2 separate regions of the Mus musculus genome follow, and region 2 is linked to region 1. Evidence: chromatin loops called from intact Hi-C (ENCODE). Cell type or tissue: gastrocnemius. All regions are shown on one strand. Links, peaks and the distances in the headings refer to the core of each region. The heading gives the core; the rest is flanking DNA.

Region 1 (8,332 bases), core at 264-8,263:
AGAGTTCAGTCATGCCATTAGCATTCTGGGGCAGAACACACACAAACATGCACACACACACTTTTAAATAGAATTCTGTCAAAAGAAAGTTTTTTGTTTTTTAATTCCTAATATCATCCCCTTCTCTTCTCTAAAACAAGTAGGTGTATATCTTAGGGTTTAGACTCAAACGCTGGTTAGTCTTGAACAGCTGTGCTGTTTTTTGAGAAACAATCGCTAAAAAATAACTTCCAGTTAAAGTAAAGGAGGAAGGCTGGGTGGTACAAAGAGCTGTAAGAGAGTCAGACATTTTATTCTGGTAGGAAGTATTACAGAATGATATATAATATAGTTTGGTGTATCCTAACTATATGAAAAAACGTTGCTTAAAGTGATTAGGTAGAATTTGAAAAATGATGAACAGACATGGCTCGTCAAGATTTTGGGAGGAAAATGTCCTAAATTGGAAGCAGACAGGAAGTGATTGGCCATATGTGCATCAGGAAGTAACTATAAGTCCACAAAGTTTTTCCTCTTTTTTTCTTGTTCTTGTGTTCAATTGAGTGAAACCAAAGTTCCTTGGAAGTAGTCGCTAGAGCAAGCAGTGATACAGTAACGGATATCAGACAGTTCCCAGTGGAGGCTAAAGTGCTTGTATCTCCAGGCTTGTTTAGAGAGCCTCTTTAACTGATGAGTTTAAAAGTGAAAACACAAGTTTTCCAGTTCCTCAAGACAGCGTTTCTCTGTGTAGCCCTGGCTGTCCTGGAACTCACTCTGCAGGCCAGGCTGGCCTTGAACTCACAGGGCTCCACCAGCCTCTGCCTCCCAAGTTCTGGATTAAAGGTGTGTGCCACCACCACACAGAAAGTGAAATCTTAACTTTTCAAGATTCTGAAGAATCTTATTGACTGTTATAAGATAACTGTTAAACTGTTATTATGAGATATAAAATGCCTGGAAAAAATTTTTTGAGGAATTTTATATATATATATATATATATATATACACACACACACACAATGCATTTTGACTACATCCAGACCCTCTCAGACATGTCTCTTAACTTCATGTCTTCTTTTTTATAGCTCACTGAGTCTAATTCAGTGGTTCTCAACCTTCCCAATGCTGCAACTCTTTCATAAAGTTCCTCATGTTGTGGTGACCTCAACCAAAAAATTATTTTTGTTGCTACTTCATAACTAATTTGCTACTATTAGAATTGTGATGAAAATATCTGTGTATTCTGATGGTCTTAGGTGACCCCATGAAAGGATCCTTCGACACACGCCCTCAGGTGTTGTGACTACTGGTCTGGTTAGTAATGTCCTATGCACATGGCTATGGGGCATGGGCACCTACCAGTGACCACACTCCCAAAGAACACAGCCATCTACAGGCAGTAGGTCCTCAGCTAGGCTGTGCACTCCTGAGACCTTCCCTTATCTGTGCTGGAATTTTGACTAGCTTGATCTTGTTCAGGTCTTGTATAGCTGCTGTGAGTTCATGTTCACTAGGGCCATGTCATGTCTAAAACACAGCATTTCACAGCACCCCGTGTCCACTAGAGCTTACATTTCTTCTGACTCTCCCACTGTGTTCCCTGAGCCTTGGAGTGTTGAAGATATAGCTCTTTTGGATTACAAGAATAGGTACAGTGCTTGCACTGTGTTGTTACTGCTGCTTTTTCTACCCTTGGCTCAGTCTATGAAACAGAGACATTGCTTCCTACTATATGACTTGTAACTTTGTTCTGTCATTAAGCATCTGTGTATTAAATAACAGGGTACTGAAGCCCTGCTAAACCCGAGATATAGCATACTCTCCCCAAAACAATGGCGTTACTATGGCTTTGTATAAAGAATGGTATGAATGCCGCTGTCATACCACATACCACAGGAATCACAATTCCTGGCATTTCCGGTATCCTTAGGTGTTACTAACACTGGACAAGAATTTCATCTTTTTTGACCTTCTGCTTAATCTAAGAGGGGAATCCCTAGAGGAAAGGAACTACATCGCTTCCTTTGCCTGCTTCCTGCTTCGGATGTCTGGCATGTCCTAAGCTTTTTACGCACATGATTACAACACAGCTCTAAGGTTCTGCTTCCTAACCACGAACTCTTCCCCACCACTTTCTTTAATGACTTCCCTCCTCTCAGCTCCCAACACCAGCACAGATTGAGGCAAAGGCCTAGAGTAGCCATGACAGGCCAAAATCAGTCCCTTTAACTTCCTTCACATCCAACATCTCAAGAATGTGGACTCAGTTCCGAAGTCCTCTGCTGTCCTGTAGCATGCAGTAATGTCTTATTGTTTGAGACAGAACCTCGCCATGTAGCCCAGGCTGGCCTGGAACTCAACTGTGTAGGCCCCTAGGTGAGTTCAAACCTTCAATCGTTTCCATCGCAGCCTCTGAGGTATTAGGCCTGCCAGCCTGTATCACCACGGCCAGCTTACTCAGTGTCGTCATAGTGGGACAGAGCAGCACAGTAGCCTGTGTGAAATGTTAGGAGGGACTTAGTAAAATTGTTATATAGTCTTAATATAAAGTATTTTATACTTGGGAGACAAATACTGGCTGTAATATAAAGAGAAAGAACACTGTACACTGAAAGAGACACAAGGGACCATCTATGCTTGGTCCCTTGTGTCTCAAGGACTTCTGCTACTGCCTTGCCTCTGCTCCTTAGATGGCAGCATCTCTATATCTTCAGGATGCAAATCTACCCTTTTTTTTCCCCCTAATTTTGTTTTTAAAGCAACTTGTTCTTTCGTGAACTGGAGTAGCTGTTTGCAGAGATAGACTCCCTGATTGTGTAACTGGGGGGACAAAGGCAGCTTGTCCCCTAACTCCTGACTGCGTGTGACCTTTCTTTTTGTAGATGTCCGAATTTTCAATAGGAGGAAGTCCTGTTTTGACTAGATTCTATTAAGCCTGCCGTTCTATCAGAAGGTGCCCCCAAACATAGTTGAGGCCACAGCTAAAGAAAGAAAACCAGAACCAAGTGTTCTGAGTGCCATAGGAAGGAGGGCTCTGCTTCCCTGTACCAGTGGCACAGTCTAAGTGACAGGACGGGACAGGACAGGACAGGACAGGAGTAAGGCACTGGAACGGAGGCTAATGGAGAACCATCCTGGACACTCTCAATGAGAGCTTTCAGGTTCAGTGCCTGGGGTTGGCACTGCTATGTGAAGCCAGCTCGGGCAGCCTCTTGGCCCTCTGAACTGCTGTGAACAGGCTTGTGATTGGTGCACCTCCCCTGTGCTGGAGATTGGTCCTTGAATCTTGTTCTTTCTGTTTACCTGTGTTAGACTTCATGTCCCTCACATTTATTGTTTAGCCTTTGGAGCTTATAGGAACTGATTTGGGTTTTTGAGGCAGGCCATGAAGGTAGCAGATTAATTTGACTGGAACAGGAGGCTTTCCTGTGGATCTGGAAGCAGTTGAGCTTATTTAGTTTTAGTTGTTTGCTTGCAGATTAGTGATCTCAGTACCTCTCAGATGAGTCTGGGTACTCTCTGGATTTAAGCTGTGGCATCAGAGTGGCAGGCATAGATGCATTTTAGGAAAAGCTTAATTTATTGATGCTCTGAAGGTACATAGACAGGGAAAGTCCACATAGCTTTAAGTTTTTTCTAAGCAATATGAACTAGTCACGTTAGAGTGGTAGATGTTGAGGGCTTTCTCTGGGCAGTGGGCTTTATGGAGAAAGGATGCAGAGTACTCTGATCACAAAGCACTTGCTTAAGGAGCCACAGTACTTGAGAAAATGGGCTCCTTTGAAGCCAGTGCTGCATACTAGGTGCCTGGCTAGAGATTCCAGAGCCCATCTTAGTCTAATCGGGTCTGCCACTGAAAATTGTAGTCTGCCACTAAAAAGTGAGTTTCTGTGGAATGCTTAGTTTCCTCCTCTGTAAAGTGATGGACCCATAAAATGAGTACCTAGTTCCTCTAATACTCTGTGATTATTTAATGGCTATACACAATATATCAGGAGAACGGCACCCCCTAGTGGAATATTTGTTTCACATTGTCATGGCCTGCCTTATTTTCTGCCTTGGAAGAAAAAAGCAGAGTACTGGGCTGTCTTCATGAAACATACAAGCTGGTGTTCTTCTAGAACTTGGAGCATTAAGTCAGGCATTTAGACAAGCGGAACAGTTGTTGGGGGTGGTGGTAGGTTTTCATTTTCTTTTAAACAAGTGTTAAGTTTACTTACTTGCAGCACTGGGGCTCAAACCCAGGGCTTTGTGTATGCTCGTGAAGCTTGGTCCCAGCCTTGAGAGTTTACTTTTTATATTTGAACTGACTAGTGTTTAGTCCTGGGCAAGTGAAGAGGGTCTCCTGGAGGACGCACTTGGAATTTCTTTTAAGGTTTTATGCTTTTGCCTGCAAGCATGAGAGTAGCAGCAGTGGAGAACTGGACCATTCTCTAACCTTGCTAGTCTGAGAAATCTAACCAGACCCTGCTGACCTAGTATAATAGTTCACCTTTTATCCATCCATTTATTTATTGGTTGGTTGGTTGGTTGGTTGGTTTTTAATTAGGGTCTCATGTAGCCTAGGCTCTCTGTAGACTTATTGTGTGGTAGCCACAGCTGCTCTAGAGCCTCAGATCCTCCTGATTTACCTCCCAAGTACCGGCGTGTGTGTATTTATTATATAAAAATATAATAGTGTAATGCATATATATATATATATATATATATATATATATTTCTAGCTGTTGGAGCACAACCACAGTTTCAGTTCCAGTTCCTTTTTGCAAGTTTCTATTTAGGGACCCTTAAATAATTGATGTCTAAGAAGTTTCATACTGTTGCCTCTCTGTCTCAGTCAGGAAGCTTTGGATAGGGAAGTGCAGAGCAAGAGGAAGATGTTACGCAGACTACGCTTGGTTTATTATATGTCTTATTAGTACCTTTTCCTTGGGGTTTTTATTTGTTTGGTTTTGAGTTTTTTGTTTTTGTTGTTGTTTCGTTGAGACGAGATCTCACCATGTAGCCTGTCCTGGAACTCACTATACAGACCTGACTGGCTTTGAACTCACAGAGATCTGCCTGCTGCTGCCTCCCAGGTGCTGAGATTAAAGACATGTCCCACTGCTCCCAGCTTTCCTTGGGGAATTTTGTGCAGATAAATACTAGGTGAATGGCAACCCTGGACTCTCAACTAGAAAAGCTATAAAACTGTACACTGTTTATCTTCTAATAGGGTGTGAAAAACCTTATGCTGAGTTGGTAACTGTAGCTGCCTCTGGAAGGGAATTGAAGAGCGGTCAAGGTAGATTTAGGGTCGTTTTTAGCAAATGTATGATTTCTCTTGGCTCTGAACATAATCAAGTCCAGTGTTGTATGACTTAGATATGCAAAACCCTGTTAGTTTTTGGTTTTGGTTTTGAGCTCCTCTGTGATACTGCAGGAGCACATGCTTCCTCCTTCTGCCTACATTCACCTAATATGACTCTCGAAGCTGCCATGCTAGCTATAGTGTCAATTGCCTACCAAAGGATGAAAGGGCAATGTAAAGTGCTGTACTACAGTCAGGAATGTGGAGGGACAGGACCTCCTCCTTCACAGCCTTCCACTGAGCTGTTCTGTTTTGCTGGAAGTGGTGCACAGGCTCTGTCTCCTCGTGTCTCCACCCTACAATGCAAAGTTGAAGTTTCGAGAATGCATCACCATGCCCAGCTTTTAAAAACATGGATGCTGGAGATGAGTGCAGGTATTCTTGCTTGCATAGCAAGTGATCTTACCACAGAGCCATTTACAGCATCTCCCTAGCCTTGTTGTGAAGTCTTTTTTATACACTCAGCTGACCTTGTCCTGGAGATCTCCCTGCTCCTGCCTTCTGAATGCTGGGTTTACATGAATCACTACTACACACATCTTAAAGAAATCTTAATTAAAATTAAAGATCTAAGGTGGAAAAATATAGTTTGTAGAGAAAGGTAGAAAGCCAAATTTTAAAATATCTTAGAATGATTGACAGAGATTTGAATGTGTACACAGACTCGTAGATGGTGCATTCTGCTCACACCCCTCCCCCACTTCTCTTGGGCTCCTTCCCACACTGGCTAACTCCTGCCCTCACTACTTCTTTACGGGTGCAGTGCAGTGCAGGCTGTAAGGAGGAGACTCTGCTCCTCCAGATGGCTTTGTTTTGTGCTTTGATGTTCTTTACTTAAGCAGTTTTTTCAGGGAGTTGGATCCAATTCTGATCTTTTCCAGATTGCAAAAGTCGAGAAACTCAAACCACTGGAGGTGGAGTTACGACGGCTCGAGGACCTTTCCGAGTCCATTGTTAATGACTTTGCCTACATGAAGAAGCGGGAAGAGGAGATGAGGGACACTAATGGTGAGTGGGGTAGCTTTCATTTCTCAGTGCGTGAGCTGTAAAGGAGACAGATTCTGGACACTGAATGCTAACGTACACATTTCTCAGTTTGGGAAAAGTGGAATATGATTTAGGGAAATAAAATTGCTTCTCTAGGGCTATTGTAACTAAAAGGTAAATCAGCTGGCTAGGTTTTCAGAAGAATGACATTTCCTTTGGTGATATGTAATGACTATATTTTTGGTTAGCTTGTAGCAAAGTATTACCAACTTGTAATTTTTAACATTTTAAATGGGATTAAAAACAAAGCAAAAGGAAACAGGGCTAGAGATGGAACTCAGAGCCTTGTGCATGCTAAGAAAGTGGTGTACCACTGAGGCGGCTATAGTTACCAACTCAGCATAAGGTTTTTCAGATCCTATTAGTACAGTTTTAGAGTTTCTTATCGGGATCTTGCTATGTAGCCCAGGCTGGCCTGGAATTCAGGATTCTCCTGTCTTAGCCTCTCAAGTGCTGAGATCACAGGTGTGTTACCATACTCACTTTTGCTTGCTTGCTTTAATTGTTTGAACTCTGAGACCTATGGACAGAATGAGGCTAACTAATTGTCTTTACGCCCTAGCCATTGTTTAGCCAAACTGAAGCAACTTAACTTCATTCCATTTACAGTGTTTTTGCATTGTTTTGTTTCTTTAGAGTCCACGAACACCCGGGTCCTGTACTTCAGCATCTTTTCCATGTTCTGCCTCATTGGACTAGCCACCTGGCAGGTCTTCTACCTGCGTCGCTTCTTCAAGGCCAAGAAGTTGATAGAGTAATGAGGCTCAGTGTTCTGTCCCCTAGAGCCAGCAGAACATCGCTGGGACATGCCTGGCCTAGCCCAAGGCCATTCTACTAACAGTACCATCAAGGCACAGCTGAGCTTTCTTGCCAGAACTGATACTTTTGGTATGAGAGCACATGGGCACCACCTATACCCAACAAGTCAATGAGGACTTTAATGCAGTAGGATTTGGACTGGTTTTGCAACAAGATTATTAAAGTCGCCTATGGAAAGAAAACAAAATAAAACAAAACAACAAACCGGGGTTACCTAGATAACGCCAAAGCCAGCCTTCGTCCTGGGTCGCCCGCCTCACAGGATCTGTTTGAGCTGTTTGCTTTTTCTCTCCCACCTGCTCATCGCCTTGTCCTTCACTCTAGTTCTCCTCCCAAGATTTCTCTGACTGCGGTCAGCTCTTTCATATCAGTTGTCTCTTTGGTTTCCTTGTGAAAACACCTTGAACTTCTCTTGGTCCTTAGATGAAATGTTTACATAGCTTCTGGTGATATCCTTCATAATTTTATGTCTCCTAAAAGGGTCATGGGTGGGACACATTAAAAGGTGAGCTTTGAACTGTAGATAATCTCTTAAAAAAATCTCATTTTAGACCATTAAAATGTTTGTGCTCAACTGCTTGAAGTCCTTGTGTATGTGTGTTTAGTTCTGTCCAGTTTATCACTTGTAGATCCTGTCGATCATTTCCAGGTAGAGTAGTTCCATCCCATGGTCTTCATTTGCAGTGTTGCAGCTAGCCACTCCCTTCTCCACCCCCCCCCCCACCCCCCCCCCGCTCTGGCTCCCTAATCTGCTGCCCTGTTCTGAACTCTAACTCTGTTATGTAAATGGGTCATCTAGAGTGTAACCTTTGGAGGTTGGCTTTCTCCACTCAGCATAATTCCCATGAGGTGCCTCTCCAAGGCGGTGCACATCCTGGTTTTCCTCCAGGCTATGGATGGTACTGCATTGTGCTTAAAGGTCATGTGGGTGGCCTGGGGATTGGGCCTAACTATTAAAGTTCTTAGGTGAATGTAAGTTTTCATCACTCCGGGATAAATACCTAAGAGGGCCGTTGCTGTGCTGTGTAGGAAGCACATGGAGTTCTAAAGGAAGCCTCCCTGCTCTGTCTAGAGTGGCTGTATGGCAGGTTACAGCTCTACATTCTCTGTGGTCTTTATCATTGCTATTTTAACTTC
Region 2 (8,332 bases), core at 147-8,146, 320 kb before region 1:
ACCAGGCAGAGACTACCAAGCTCCAAACTCACCTCCCTGGGTCTCCACATACTAATGAAGCGGCTACTTTCTATGCTCAGATAAAAATCTCAAGGCGTCGGAGGTCAAATGTCAGCAATTAGAAGGATGTTGAAACTCCTTGCAGGACCAGTATTAAAAGAAGACACTGAGAGTCGGACTGTCTCTGGTCCATGTCTGTGAATGCACGGAAAAGTCAGAAGAATTTTCACCTTGTCTTGGCTCACTTTCTGGTGCTGTAACAGTATACCCAACACTGGGCGATTTATAAAGAAAAGAAGTTTATTTAGCTCATATTTCTGGAGGCTGGGAGTCCAAGATGAGATGCCTGTTGCCAGGGAGGACCTGCGCTGTCTTGTAACCTGATGGTAAGGTGGATGGGCAGGTAAAGGCATGCCAAGAGACAGGACTGTACAGCGGATGGGTTTTGTAACAGCCAATTCAGTACCAAGAGCAAAACCTCGTTCTTGTTCTTGTGAGAATGGCCCCATTTCCAACTTTTTGTAATTGACACTTTGATTATTATTATTGTTGTTGTTGTTGTTTTAAGGAACAAGGTTTGCACAACAAAAGCTTGTGAACCTGATAGTCCTTGTAGATCTAGACCTTTGGGTATAGAATTTAGCATTGCAATACATAGCAACAGACCGAACCTCAACAGTTTTTCAAGTCAGGATTTCTCTGTGTAGCCCTGGCTGTCCTGGAACTCACTCTGTAGACCAGGCTGGCCTCTAACTCAGGAGTCTGCCTGCCTCTGCCTCCCAGAGCGCTGGGATTGAAGGTGTGCGCCACCACCCTAGCAACTTTATTATTATTTTAATGACTCAACTACTTCTTAAACCTCCCACCTCCGACACTATGCCAAAGGCAATGGGACTTCAACAGACATTTCAGAGACAGACCACATTCAAAGCACAGCCTCCTGCTTACAAGGAAGAACGGCCGATCTAGAGTCAGACAGACCAAATCAAATCACAGTGCCTTCATTTGTTAATCATGTGACTTTGGACAAATTATTGAAATTTTCAGCGCTTTAGTCTTCTTTTCTAAACATGACGTTGTTGTGGGGGCATGTGGTGTGGAACATTCCATAAATCTACACTTTGGGTGTAGTTGTGAGCCATAGTTACTGCTATCATTAGTAGGACAGCATACAACATCCTTATCATCTGTGTGTGCCTCAAGGGCAGGGCCTCAGGATGTGAACCGGGCCGGGCCCCTAGTTGTGGTGGAACAGGGCACACTTGCTGATGGGAGTAGAGCACACTTAGAAGGTGCTTCTTTCTGACTTTTCCAGCTCCATTTATCATCGTGTATGTGCACACATTTACATATGTGCTTTTAGATCATTGGAAATTTCCAATATTGCATAACTGACCTCAAAAATCAAACACCGGCTTCCAGAAGTTACGTCAGCCACCATTCATAGAGAATCTTTTCTCCCAGGTCCCATTCAAGCACGTTACAATCAGAGTCTTGTGTGAGGCTCACGGCCCCCGGGCAGGTGGGGCGTGGTAGAGGACTCCATTTTATGTAAGTGGAAGCTGGGCTTGCTCAACATTGTGCCATGTCAAGAAAGATGAACTTAATACTGTGAATACAGTCGGGGTACAGCCTGTATCTGGGGTGAAGAATGCCGAGGACAACAGCCGAGATGATGTCCTGGTATGACTTACTGGGCTGATTGCTATTGTGTGTTTTCACGCTGGTAAATGATCTGGTGGTTAAATACTCTGGATTTAGTATCTGGTAAGATACCATAGGGCGACATTGATTTCCACTTCCTGTTGTTGTCCATTTCCTGTCTTCCAGGTGGAGACAGGCTCTGCAGCCTCCGCAGTGACAGACTGGGAAGCTTGTGACTGTCGGAGGGACATGGAGAGTGTCCCACCGGTGCCCCTGCTCCTCCAGGCCCACCTCACTTTCTCAGCTTCTTTGCCAACTGCACAGGGTGAGGAGGGAGAGTTTGGGGGAAACCCCTCTTCTGGTTCAGGTTGCCCTTTGTTCTTCGTAAAGCCCACTGCAAGCCTACTCCTTCAGAACCCTAGATTTTAGTTTGTTTTCTTCTCTCTTTTATGAATCAGCACAGAATTAACCTCAGTGGGATAAGGACCCTTCTAGAATACAGATCTTACTAGGGCCCGTTGCTCCTGGGCCTACAGACTTCTCCACCTTCAGGTTCCTGCCCCATCAAGGGCACAGACCTATGTTTTCTTCAGCCCAGGCCCTCACCAATCAGCCCTTCCTGTCTCCAGGATCCTGTTCCATCCCAAAGATGACCTGAAGAGCCCTCATAGTCAACATACACTATCACGAAGGGGAGAGGCTAGGGGAAAACTGTGGTCCGTCCTGCCCCCAACTCACCTTTCATGAGGCTTACTCTCCACAGGGGCCCTACAGGAGCTAAGCCTCTCTCCCCACCCTACACCAGGCACAGCACCAGTCCCAGGCAAGCAAATGGAGCCACAGTTTTTGTAGTGCCAACGGAATCCAGAAGTGCTTTACCAAGGTCACTAGGCAGGAGGGTGAGGCTAGGATTGGCAAGGGAAAAGGACAGCCATTTTGTTACCACCCTGTATCCAGAACAGGTTTGTAGCCAGAAAAAGGGAGCAGCCTAGTGAGGTACAGAGACCTGAGGAGTGCTCAGAACCCCCAAGAGAGACTGTGTAAGCTGGTTTCAGTCCCAGCCTCACTCCTAATCTCAGCATAGGACAGATTCACTGATGACAATGGCAGAGAAAGGACAAACAGAATGTTTTAGAAACACTAAAAACTGTCTCCAGTAAAGACTTGGGCCAGAATAAACCCTGGTTATTTTGTTAATCCCAGAGTCTATCAGAGTGTCAGAGACATCATGTGACTTGCCTGGATTTCTGCTGAAGATTTTTTTTTCTCTTACCACAATCCCTATGTAAGCTACTGCAAAGATGTTGAGAGTTGAACAATACACAAACTCTAAACAAATAAATACCATCCATTGTTTTAGTATCTCGATGGTGATCGGTTTGGCCACGAGTTCAAGCCTAGGCACTAGTGGACATAGGCTCAGAACAGACTAGAGGGGATTCAACTACATGAGGCTCTCATGGGGGGCCAGGTGTAGAGGCACTGACGACCTGTGACCACACACAGGGTCTCAGTTCCACTCTTAACGAGCAGAAGTTCCAAATCAACCTCAAAGGGCTTTCTAGCCCTGTTCCTAGAGCTGCTGTCCCACGATTCTGAAACTCACTGTGGTGGGGGCGGAGGAGCCTAGGAGACCACTATCAACTGCTTCCTCCGCCCCCTACCCCCCATCAGCTTGCCCACCTTTATCCATGCCACAGTTGCCAGAGCCCTGCTTGTAGAAGGAACCTTATAGGCTGAGAAGTCAGCTTGGACCCACAGTCAGGAGCCTGGTGTCCTGGGAGAGATGCAAGCATAAACATTAGAAGTCTGCCGTAAGAGGGAGGAAGAGGGTGGGGGCTATCCCAGTACACACCTAGAGAGTCAGTTTGGGTGCCAGACCATCCATTGCAGGAGACATGAAAGCAACCTGGTCTGAGGCCCCAGGGCCTCAGCCTGCTGCACAGTGTAAGCCTTCATCTCCCAGGCTCCTTGCCAGGGAAGTGTGACCACACAATAAGTTTTAAGTCAGTGCCACATGAACAGTTCAGAAGTACCAGGGGGAATCCTGGCCTGTATCAGAAGCAATGATGGAAAGAGCCTGGACTCCCCCTCCCAAATCACCCATCTACCAAATGACAGTGCCTCTATGTACCACTGCAGACATGAAAAGAGAGATGCATAAAGCCACCTCCGTGGTGCCTATCTGTGGCGGCAACTGGAATCTCCCTCATTTCAACCAAGTAGGAGTGGGGAATAAAAATATCTTTTTCATTTAAAATATATCAATAAGAGCCATCCCCATCAGGATGGGGCTGCTGGGAGCTGAAACAGAATCAAACTCTACTGTCCAGCTGCTGTGCGGCCTTTGGAAACTCAGCCTGCCTGAATCTTGCTTTTCTTGGTTGCAAAATGAAGATAAGCTATCTCTTCTGAGATGGCTAATATTGTCAATTGGACAGGATCTAGATCTGCCTACAAGACAAGCTTTGGGCCCTAGATTAGATTAGCCTCTCCGGCAGTATCTAGATTGTGTTCCCGGAGGTGGTTGGTTGGTACAGTTCTATGGGCTGGGGTCCTGGGCTGAATAAAGAGAAGAAAAGCTGAGAACAGCACCCACCCCTCTCTGATTTCTGACTGTGGCTGCAGCGTGATGGACTGCAGCCTTGATTCCCCCACAGGGTTGGACAATACAGGTCTGTGAGCCATGGCCACAGGAAAAGCGACTCGGCTCCCCTGCTAGTGGCTGGGGGTGGCACAGTGTGTGTGTGTGTGTGTGTGTGTGTGTGTGTGTGTGTGTTAAATCCCGAAGGCATGCTGGGCGTGGTGGTGCACACCTTTAATCCCAGCACTCAGGAGGCAGAGGCAGGCAGATTTCTGAGTTCGAGGCCAGCCTGATCTACAGAGTGAGTTCCAGTACAGCCAGGGCTATACAGAGAAACAAAAAAATCCCGAAGGCATGATGACAACCCCCCCCCCCCCCCCCCCGGCAGATGAAGGACAGAGAGATGGAGCAATTAGCTTGATACAAAAACGTCTGGGAGTGGAAGGCCAAAGCAGAAACCTCCTCCTACTTCAGGAGAAACACTGCCTTTAGCATTTGGAAAGGTGTGCTTGGTGGACTTCAGCAGTCAGGACCCTAAACAAAAACCAAATGCGGCTCCTCTGTGAGAACGTGGGCTCTCAGCGCCACTACTCAGGCCCTTTCGGGTCTGCAATGAGCTGGGATCTTTTGGAGATTAACAAGATCGACACTTCCACCGGATCTTGAAAAGGGTCACACCCGAGTACCTCACTGAATATAAATGGCCCTCAAACTCGGAAAAGCAAGCCAGTTCTAAGAAACCGGGTTCCTGGGAAACAAAATAGAAATAGAAATAGAAGAAATAGGCAGTTTGAGACAGTAGGCGTGCTGCGGCCCCAGATAGCCACTGGAGGGCAGCAAAGATATTGGTTAGAGGAGGCAAGGCTTTCCCCAGCTCAGAAGGGAATCTTAGCGGGTCTCCAATCTGGCTCAAGAAGCATCCTCTGGACCAAGGATTTAGAGTGGTCCTTAGTGTCGTTGTCAATTACAGAAAGTTGTTTGGGTTTTTGTTTTGTTTTGTTTTTGTTTTGCTTTTATTTATTTACTCTCCATTAGTTTAAATCCGGGATGGGTACAGCATCACACGGATTCTGTGTCCAATGGCCTTTGCAGGAAGGTTGCTTCGGAATTCGACACGAACCATACCACCGTTTCCGTGGGCCCGAGTTACTTTTCCCAGATCACTCTGGGTTTGTTTGGTTTGCCTCCAGGGGTCACTGTATTGTTTTTTGTTTGTTTGTTTGTTTTTTTGGGTTTTTTTTTGTTTTTTGTTTTTTTTGTTTTGTTTTGTTTTGTTTTGTTTTTGCTTTGCTTTGCTTTGCTTTGCTTTATACACATAAGCACATCTCTTGCCTAAGTAGAACTCCGTTTCATCTCGGGCATAAACACCTTCAATTTTAAGAAGAGCTGTGTGCTCTCTTTGGTTCCGGAGACCTGGCTTGTAGCCAGCAAAAATGGCCTTGCACCACAGCCTTCCAGACACACTTGCTTTTAGAAGTCCTGTTCCCAGCAGGCCTCCATAGGCGCCAAAATGGCGGAAAGAGACAGAAAGTTTTGTAATAAGAAATAAGTGAATCAGCTGGGCGTTGGTGACGCACGCCTTTGATCCCAGCACTTTGAAGGCAGAGGCAGGCAGATTTCTGAGTTCAAGGCCAGCCTGGTCTACAAAGTGAGTTCCAGAACAGCCAGGGCTATACAGAGAAACCCTGTCTCAAAAAAACAAAAAAACAAATAAACAAACAAAAAATCAAAGTAGGTGAAGAGAGTATACCCATAGCTCAATCATTGGGGAATTGGAAGCCAGCCTAGACTACTAAACAAGGTGCAGTCTGAAAACAATGTGGAAAAAAAAGGAAGGAAGAAAGGAAGAATGGAAGGGGGCTGGTGAGATGGTTCAGCGGGTAAGAGCAGACTGCTCTTCTGAAGGCCCTGAGTTCAAATCCCAGCAACCACATGGTAGCTCACAACCACCCGTAATGAGATATGACTCCCTCTTCTGGCATGGCTGAAGACAGCTACAGTGTACTTATGTATAATATTAAATAAATCTTTGGGCCAGAGCGAGCAGGGCTGACCAGAGTGAGCAAAGGTCCTAAAATTCAATTCCCAACAAGGTTCACAACCATCTGTATATCTACAGTGTACTCTTTACAAAATAAAAGAAAGAAATGAGCCGGGTGTGGTGGCGCATGCCTTTAATCCCAGCACTAGGGAGGCAGAGGCAGGTGGATTTCTGAGTTTGAGGCCAGCCTGGTCTACAAAGTGAGTTCCAGGACAGCTAGGGCTACACAGAGAAACCCTGTCTCGAAAAACAAAACAAAACAAAACAATTAAACTATTATAATTCTATCATCTAGGGAGACATAAATTTAGATACACACATAACTCGAATTTTTATTTTATAAAACTGACATCAGTCACAATATGCAAATTAGTGATCTGCTTATAAAAACACAACACATGCATCCCCATGTATGTATATGTTTTGTGCCTCTGATGGGTGTGCATAAAACAGTCACCCCAGCGTGTTTTACTTGCTCGCCTTGGACCCCTCAAGGCCAGTGCTTACTGTATCCAGGAGCGCAGAAACGGGAGCAAGGAGGTGTGCGCAGTCAGGAACAGTGTTCTCTCGGGCTGTTGGTGCCTCTGGTGGGTCTGTTTCCTGGGGTCTGTACAGAAGGGAGCTGGGAAGCTTTCTATCTGAAAATACTCCACGGTGTGTGCAGGTGTTTGGAGTTCCGTTGAGTTTCATCAAAATGAGTCACTGAAGGTGTGAACGGGCGGCCAGGTTGAAGGAGTTACCACTTCCTGGTCCCATCCGGAGACACCCTGCACCTCAAACAGAAGCAAGCGCCTTTCACATGGGCTACCAGGCAGAGGCAAACTGAGCCTTTCGCTCTCCAAACCACTTCTTTGCTTACCTCCCCCCCCAACCCCCCAAGCAAAGGCTAAGTTCCTCTAGTCAGCGGCTCGCTGTTGGGTGAGCTTCAAGCCAAAAACCCACTGAAAGTTCAGCCACGCCTGAAGGGAACCTTGAATGACAAGCGAGCCGGTACCAGGTGAAGAGGCCCCACCACCTGCATCCAGGAGCCAGGCTGCCTTATTCACACGGAGAGGGGGGGGGTGTGTGCCATGGCCCCAACAGAATTTATTGTCACATGATTCAGAAGGAGGCCTGTCTGGATTTCAGGCCCTTACATCCTGACTTTCTGTTCTCTGGTAGCAGGGCACCAGACCTTAGCATGACTGACTCCATGATGGAAATGCCATTCAGGCTGTAAAACTCATTGTGAACACACCATCACCTGCCAAAACTAAAACAAAGGCCTAACCCATCAAAGTCCACGGCTCTGGGAAAGTCTCAGAATGTAACTAACCTTACTTTTTAGTTTCTGTAGTTCCACTTCTGGCGAACTGCTCTTGTTAGCTGAAGTATGTCAACCCAAAACATGGGGTTTGTGCTTTAAAAGCCCATCCCAAGAAAGGCTCAGGGCTACACTGGGATCCCGAAAACCCAGTGTTGTCACTGGCTGGCTAATAAAGACTTTCTTTCTTTCTTTTTTCTTTTTCTTTTTTTTTCCCCAGAAACAATGGTGACTTAATCGCTAGGCACAACAACTAGAATCCTAATCTTGTAAGCCATATTCAATCTAAATCTTCTGGTGGCAAATCCGGGTGGATTTACCATATAAATTGGGGGATACTAGTAGCTACATCTTGCCTCTCGATATCCCTGTCCAAAAAGCCTAATAAAGACTTTCTATTGACTTAAATTTGTGTTGGAGCAGTCCTCTCTGGTGACTACCTGACAATGACATGAACTGGTCTAAATGGAGTCAAAGTAAAGATACAGAGAAGTTAATTAGGAAATATCAACTATGCAGTTCAGTGGGAGCAAGAGGAAGGAAGCCAAGAAAGATGATAGCCTTTAGGGCCACAGATGGGAAGATCACCAGGAACTACCACAGTCCCATGACACATAATATATTGTTTTGTTTTGTGGCATGGTCCTATGAAACCCAAGCTGTCTTGGAACTCACAATGTAGCTGAGGATATCCTTAAATTCCTTCAGTGAACAGAGCTAGGAAAAGGCAGAGGCAGGCGGATTTCTGAGTTCGAGGCCA

The links. A loop is a pair of places that touch in the nucleus more often than their neighbours do. Peaks named below come from ENCODE experiments on the same cell type or tissue, not always from the same donor. Only the 100,000 strongest peaks of a DNase experiment are listed, where the experiment ranks them.
Region 2: a loop joins it to region 1, with 4 times the contacts of the local background. A loop is called at or near these places in 29 of 42 quality-filtered maps.

The regions. Positions count from the first base shown.
Region 1 is chr12:85,342,230-85,350,561 of GRCm38, reverse strand. Tmed10 (transmembrane p24 trafficking protein 10) reads left to right here. Exons shown (of 5, transcript NM_026775.4): 4 at 6,211-6,337; 5 at 7,013-8,332. The coding sequence ends at 7,134. Among named protein-coding and RNA genes, the nearest start is that of Nek9, 7.0 kb to the right of the region's middle. In gastrocnemius, for the core only: a CTCF peak has its summit at 4,002 (motif pointing left); a DNase peak (open chromatin) is centred at 4,000; H3K4me3 peaks cover 207 bases; H3K27ac peaks cover 4,913 bases.
Region 2 is chr12:85,659,801-85,668,132 of GRCm38, reverse strand. It overlaps the pseudogene Gm33312. Among named protein-coding and RNA genes, the nearest start is that of Batf, 23 kb to the left of the region's middle. In gastrocnemius, for the core only: a CTCF peak has its summit at 5,050 (motif pointing right); DNase peaks (open chromatin) are centred at 5,057 and 5,683.